Regions from separate parts of the Homo sapiens genome. Here region 1 is linked to region 2. A link is a contact called in ENCODE Hi-C or POLR2A ChIA-PET data. All regions are on one chromosome and are shown on one strand. The core of a region is the stretch at or near the end of the contact, and the rest is flanking DNA. Distances in the headings are between cores, read along the strand shown.

Region 1 (3,054 bases), core at 248-2,747, 220 kb after region 2:
CATTTATTGGATTGGGGTTTGGGTATGTTATTTTGCCTTTATGGGATCCATCACTTGTAGTATAAAAGAGATTTTTAGACATTCATCCAATTCTATGATTCCATGACAGGTGACATTAATTTCTTCATTTGAAAATTAAATAATTCTATAATGAACTCCATTACAGGAAGATACTATCAAAGACAAATTTGTGAAGTTAAGAGGGACAAAAAGGGGTTGTATAAATGATCTAAAACTCCAAAGACACTAAGTGGTAGAGGCAGGAATTGATGCCATATCTGTGTTTTGTTATCCAGGTCATGTATTTGCATTTAACTAATATTCTTGGAATCAAAATTCCTTAACATTAAAGAAAGTTTCTAACAATGGAATGTCAGGTCTGAGAGACACGTGTGGCTGACAGGGGAATTTTCTGAAATCCCTGAAGACCTATAACAAGCCAGTGGCCCACTTAGTCTCACTAAAGGATTCAACGCTGCCTTGCAGCCCTGCTTTGCAAGAATGTGGTGAAAATTTAGGCCTTTTTGTCTGCAGTGTTACCTGATTCATTGAAGAAAATGACTTGGTCAAGAGATGTCTAAGAATTCACCTTGATGACCAGCGCTCCCTATTGTTTTGCAAATCTCATCTCAACTAGAATGTTGGGGAAGAGTTTATTACCATATTTCCTGTGGTGCTTCTCAGTCAGCAAAAATCTTGGAACATTAGGTGCAGCCTACTTTCTCCAAACATTGTTTTAGGTTGATTACTAATGTGATTACAATGGTTACCTTCCCTTTCACAAGTGTACCCTATGTTACATGTATGTAAATGCTTTAAACTGTCATGCTAATAACATTTTTTAACATTTGAGTCATATTTTAAATGCTTCAGATAATTTCACTATTTAAGAGAGTCTCTTCTGAAAAGCTCTTTCCAAGAAGGAAATGGTTTCCTAATTCATTAATTTTACCAATTATGTTTTCATATGTTGTATTTTTGTTAAAGAGGATTAAAATTATTTGGAGAAAAGTTCTATGCATACTCTAGATCTTATCGTGGTGATGAAAAAGTTTCTATCCATACTCTAGATCTTATTGTGGTGATGACTTCAAGATACACCGTTTCTTTTGTTGAACTGGAAAGGTTTCTTTGGCAAATCATTTATATGAAAAGGTTTTCTGGTCTTGTCTTTTGTTAATCCTAACAAGAAAAAGTTAGCAGATTGGTAGCTACAGACTAGTGAACTATAGACACTTTGCAAGACTAAAAGTGATTAGTCAGTGTGGAATCAGCAAAAGGCAGGGGAAACTAGGAACTGGAATGCAGAGCTGTGGCTAGAAGACAGAGGGATGGTAAATGGAAAGGGGATGGAGGGATTTTCACAGTGCAAAAATCAGGTGAAGCCCACAGGTGCATATGAGTGAAAGCCACAAACAAGGCTGAAAACCCTTTTCTCCATCCCAAAACATTATAATACACTGTTAGGAAATATCAGTGTATTTGCATCAATCAAACAATGTTCTTCCAGCCACCCAAACTTGCAACCTTGAGTCATCTTTGAGTCAGAGATGTCAGGAATTTCAGAGCTGGGTAAAGTCTTAAAGGATACTTAATCCAATCTTTGCTTTGCAGACAAGGCCATGCAGTTTCAAGAGATCCTGCTTTTGGCAAATTCACATTACAAACAGAACCAGGCTTGACACTCAGTCTCAGAAATTCATATCAAGTCTTCCTTTCACTGCTTAGCCTGGTTCTTCCCTTTTCTTCATCAGCTATTCAGTCGGACACCAATTCTGCAGACTCTTCTTTAGGAGGGTCTCTGATGTCAATCCCTTTCCATTACCACCACCCTGGTCTAGGCTGTGCTCCGAAATGACTTTCTAAAAATGCTCCATACCACTTGGCTTTCTGCTTCAGTTCACCATAGATACTTTAATCTTCCTGGGACACTAATTTCATGATATTTCTGAAGAACCCCCTCGTTAAATTCTACTATCTTGGGACAGCAAAAAGTATTCAGGTTTTGGACTCAGATAAACTTGGGTTCAAATCTCTTGTCTACCTCTAAACTTGGATAAGTTACTTAGCTTCTCTGAAGTTCATTTTCCTCATCAGTAAAATGAGAACTACGATAATAAATTTAAAAATAAAACTGGTGACTATAGTGCAGATGGAATGACTTCATGTATGTTAAATTGCTTAGCAGATAAAAGATGTTCAAAACATGTAGATTTTCTTCCTGGAATTCATACTCTTCTGCAGTCTGGCTCCTACCTACCTTTCAATCTTGTCTTTTACTATCTCACCAGACAAGTTTTTTGCCTCAGCCAGATTGGCCTATTCATTACCTCCTGAACACTCTGTTCTCAGTTTTAACTGCTGGAGTTTTTCCTGCTTCCTAAAGATGTCCAACCCTTTTTTATTTATTGTATTATACAAATCTTTCTGATTTATCACAGCCTGTGTTTTTTCAATTCTTGCTTTTGCCCTCCAGGAGGAAATACATACATATATATTGTTCAAACAGGATGCATGGGAAAGAGTCTAAAGTCTTTAATGCTGAGCTGCTCCCAAACATGCTTCTTAGTTCTGGCAGAAGACTGTGGGGTCATGTGTCTTTCAGATGGGACCATGTCACCCTCTCTCTTCCAGAGATCCCAATGCTTGCTGCCTAACCCCAACAGTCACTTGTCCTCACCTTAGCCACCATTCCTGTGTGGCACTGTGTGGTTTCTCTAGCTGCCCATCTGACATCTTTCATCCCCAGCATGGCCCTTGGCACTCCTTCCTTACTCTGTCCCCTTCTCATTGTCATGTCTAATGACACTAAATAATCCTGGGGAAATTTGGAGCCCACGGGTGATGTGTGGATATAACTCCATGCTCCTCACATCTTGATCTTTTCAGTTCTAGACATATCAAACTAGTGAAAGGGAAAGATGGCTATAGTGATACAACCCTCAATATCCTCTCACCATCCTCTTTCTGAGGATAGTAGTGTGAAAGGAAAATAAATCTCAGGACCCCAAAGTCACTAAACCAGGAGAAAAATCAATCTGGGAACTATGTCAA
Region 2 (3,147 bases), core at 44-2,543:
TATTGGCCTTGTCTCTGAAAGGTGCTAACAGATAAACAACATCATTCTTCCATTTAGGCCGTAATTCTGTTCAGAAATTAAAGAGCAAAGGTTGTGAATGTCAGTTTTTCTTTCTTTCCTAAAAATCAATAGGTAATTACACTGACCCAAAAGGCAAAATGAATTCACTCTGTGAGTTTACCATTCATAGGACAGGACTTCACATTTACATGCCCATTTAAACATGCCCTGCTACAGTCACTTCTGAACATGTAAGAAGAGCTTCTTTGACATTCTGAAAAAATATTAACTCTAAAAGTTAGAGAGTAAACAATTTTAAGTGTTCAAATAGTACCTTCAAAAAATGATAAATAATTTCAATTTCTCTTTCAGGTAATAACATTGAGATATTGAGGTTCACTGGGAAAAATATTTTTGTTGGCACTTGGCACTTGGAATGCTTATAACATCACATCTTTAGTGGTATTACTTCAGCTATACCCTGTCTCATTGTTTATACAGATAGTGATGCATTTTGGTTAAGAATCTTAATAACAATAATCCTTTATATTTGTACAGTCTTTTTCAGTTCCAGGGCAGTTTAGATTTACCATCATATTAAATTCTTGCAAGGACTCTGTGAGATGACTGTAAGATTATTATTCTCATTGTGCCGTTGGGAAAACTGAAGCTCACAGAGTCCAAAGGCTATGAAGCATGGACTGGAAGCTGCCTGTCTGGGTTCAAATTCTGGCTCCATAGCTTGCCAAATATGTATAATTTGGAGCAAGTTACTTAACTTCTTTTGTATCAGTGTCCTCATCAGAAAATGAGGGTAATAACAGCACCTACCTTACTGGATTGTTATGACAGCTTAGGTTAATGTATGTTAAATACTTAACAGCAGTACCTGGCATATGGTAAATGCTACATGCATTTCAGAAATTGAGCCCAGATTTCTGACTGCATGTCTAGTGTTCCTTTCATTACAATAGTGTTTCAATTATGTCTTGTTACACCACTTCATGTGGTGGTTGACAGGGTACTGAACTAGAGGCAAAAGTACTACTACAGAAGCATATTCTGATGTTGTAGCTTCTACATTTTCCTGAATTAAAAACAATTAGGTAGTAATAATGTTCATGTAAACTATTTAGTAATCCTTCATGTGTACCAGGCTGGGTATCAAGCAAATAACGCATCTTTTACATGTATTATTCTATTCAATCCTCACAGCAGACCTGTTCATCTCCACTTGCAAACAAGGAACTGGAGTCACCAAGAGGTTAAGTTGTGCAGCGAGTCAGAGCATAGTGATAGGCATCAAAAGGGAGTTTCACGTCTGACTTAATATTGGTATCTGTGGAATGAAACAGGAATGTGCTTAATCATATCAAGCGATCTGATACTCAAACCTTTGTCTTCACCAGGGGTCACTGTCCTGGCAGTTACAGCATATTGCAAAACTGAAATCAAAGCTAAAGGCCTTAGAAATTTTTAATCTAAGCAAGAGCTGATTGTGTTTTAGTGGTGGATATCCAGTATAGTTTCCAACAATTGCAAATTGAAAGTAAAGGGAAAGTAAGCTAACAGACTCCTTAAAGTATCCACAGTCTTGGATAAAGCTTTTTTCTTCCAAATCTGCAATTATTCTTTTAAGGATTCAATTTAATTTATTATTTAAATTATTTTTAACATATATTATTTTAAAACTAAATTACATACAAATTTTCTTTTCCCTAATCTAAAGTTAAAATAAATCACTTTGTAATAATAACTGTGTAGAATTATATGAAAACATCATGTCTGTATTTTCAGTGCCTTAAGACACTTGGAATCTTTGGAGAATCTCACGTTCTAATTTTATTGGATTAGATATGCATGGCTTGGTGGCCTCAGAGGACAAGACTTAGGAGTAGCCCCAAAACATAGTCATCAGAAAAAAGAAAGAAAGTGGGGATTATTCTTTTAAGCAATTTAACCCAAAATCCAGGTTCCATGTTGTTCCGGCTTCAGAGTGAAATTTTTGTTCTCATCTAATTTTAAAGTTATACAACAACAGGAATGCTGTTAAGAAAACTCTGAGCATGAACCAAACCCGAGTGACAATACAGAACCCTGTTTTTATAGATGTTTGCCCCTAAAATAATAAAGTATAAAATATAAACTGACAAAATGGAATGCCCAGTCAAATAATATGATGTGACTTTGCATACATTTTATATCTCCTTACATGTCCAAAGGAGACATATTTTGTCAACATACAAATTCTGAGTGGCCTAGGAGGCAAGCCTATTCACAGTAATCCTCCTGGGAAAATAAGAAAGGAAGAGTAAGTACTAACTTTAGTATTAATTAGTTTTTGTGACACCATGGAACTTCCAACTTACAGGCTGGTAGGGATAGGGCACTCTGTCTCTATAGCATTGCAAAAACTGCTTTTCCTTCCATTTCTGCTTCAGATCACATGTTCTGGCTCAGCAGGGGCTAACGAGATGGAGGGAGCAGAATCTCTGTCTCTCCCTCTCAGATATTCTGATAAAGCCCTACTCCTGTCAGTTGGAGATCAGGTGTGGAGTTTCTGTTGGGTAATAATTTCCAATTTTAGTTATCTAGAGTTTAATAGCTATTGTTTTAAGTTATTGTTTTAAAGAAATAAAAATCACTGGTATATTTTAAAGCATCTTAATTAGTAGCCATGTATTATTTTCAATAGCTGATAAACAATTAGGCTTTAAACATTAAACATCAAATCATTAAGAAATTCAGTTGAAGTAATCAGAACTAATATTGATGAAGAGGAGTATGACTGACTAGGAGGGCATTCATTTTTCCCCCAAAATCACACTGGGTAAATATGGTAACAGATGAATAAGGCCACACACAAACATCAACTTAGTCACTGTATAAGCATGCCATTTAAAGTGATTTTTAAGCTGACCATCACCTAATTTGGGTAACTACATTTCTAGGTTCTACCTGGACTCCTCTGATGTGTGTGCCAAGACAGACAACACTTTCATAAGCACATTATAGACTCAAACAAACAGAAGTGACAAAATGTGCAGAAGGACATTGTAAATTATTCTACAGGGGACAGCTTCATGTCTAGATAATTGTTTTCCTCCTTCTTAGTATTTGTTGCTAATCATGAGAATAATTGTCCAA

What was found. Hi-C counts contacts between places; a loop is a spot of excess contacts on that map. ChIA-PET counts read pairs that join two places held with the same protein, here RNA polymerase II (POLR2A). Pooled maps may share reads with other maps.
Region 1: a pooled map shows a loop between it and region 2 (2.1-fold over the local background). The contact joins two enhancer-like sites. A Hi-C loop is called at or near these places in 1 of 168 maps with a recorded cell type or tissue (PC-9) and 2 of 50 pooled maps. POLR2A ChIA-PET finds 5 or more read pairs at or near these places in 1 of 52 experiments (A549).

What each region holds. Positions count from the first base shown.
Region 1 is chr5:58,405,979-58,409,032 of GRCh38, forward strand. No RefSeq gene overlaps it. Among named protein-coding and RNA genes, the nearest start is that of PLK2, 53 kb to the right of the region's middle. RefSeq lists an enhancer at 289-937. Within about 2 kb of position 1,498, at least 3 of the 41 ENCODE cell types and tissues checked have a DNase peak (open chromatin) inside an H3K27ac peak, as active enhancers do; they include PC-9, where a contact is called at or near this core.
Region 2 is chr5:58,187,103-58,190,249 of GRCh38, forward strand. LOC105378983 (a long non-coding RNA gene) reads right to left here. Exons shown (of 4, transcript XR_948350.2): 4 at 1-1,339. Among named protein-coding and RNA genes, the nearest start is that of LINC02101, 66 kb to the left of the region's middle. Within about 2 kb of position 1,294, at least 5 of the 41 ENCODE cell types and tissues checked have a DNase peak (open chromatin) inside an H3K27ac peak, as active enhancers do; they include PC-9, where a contact is called at or near this core.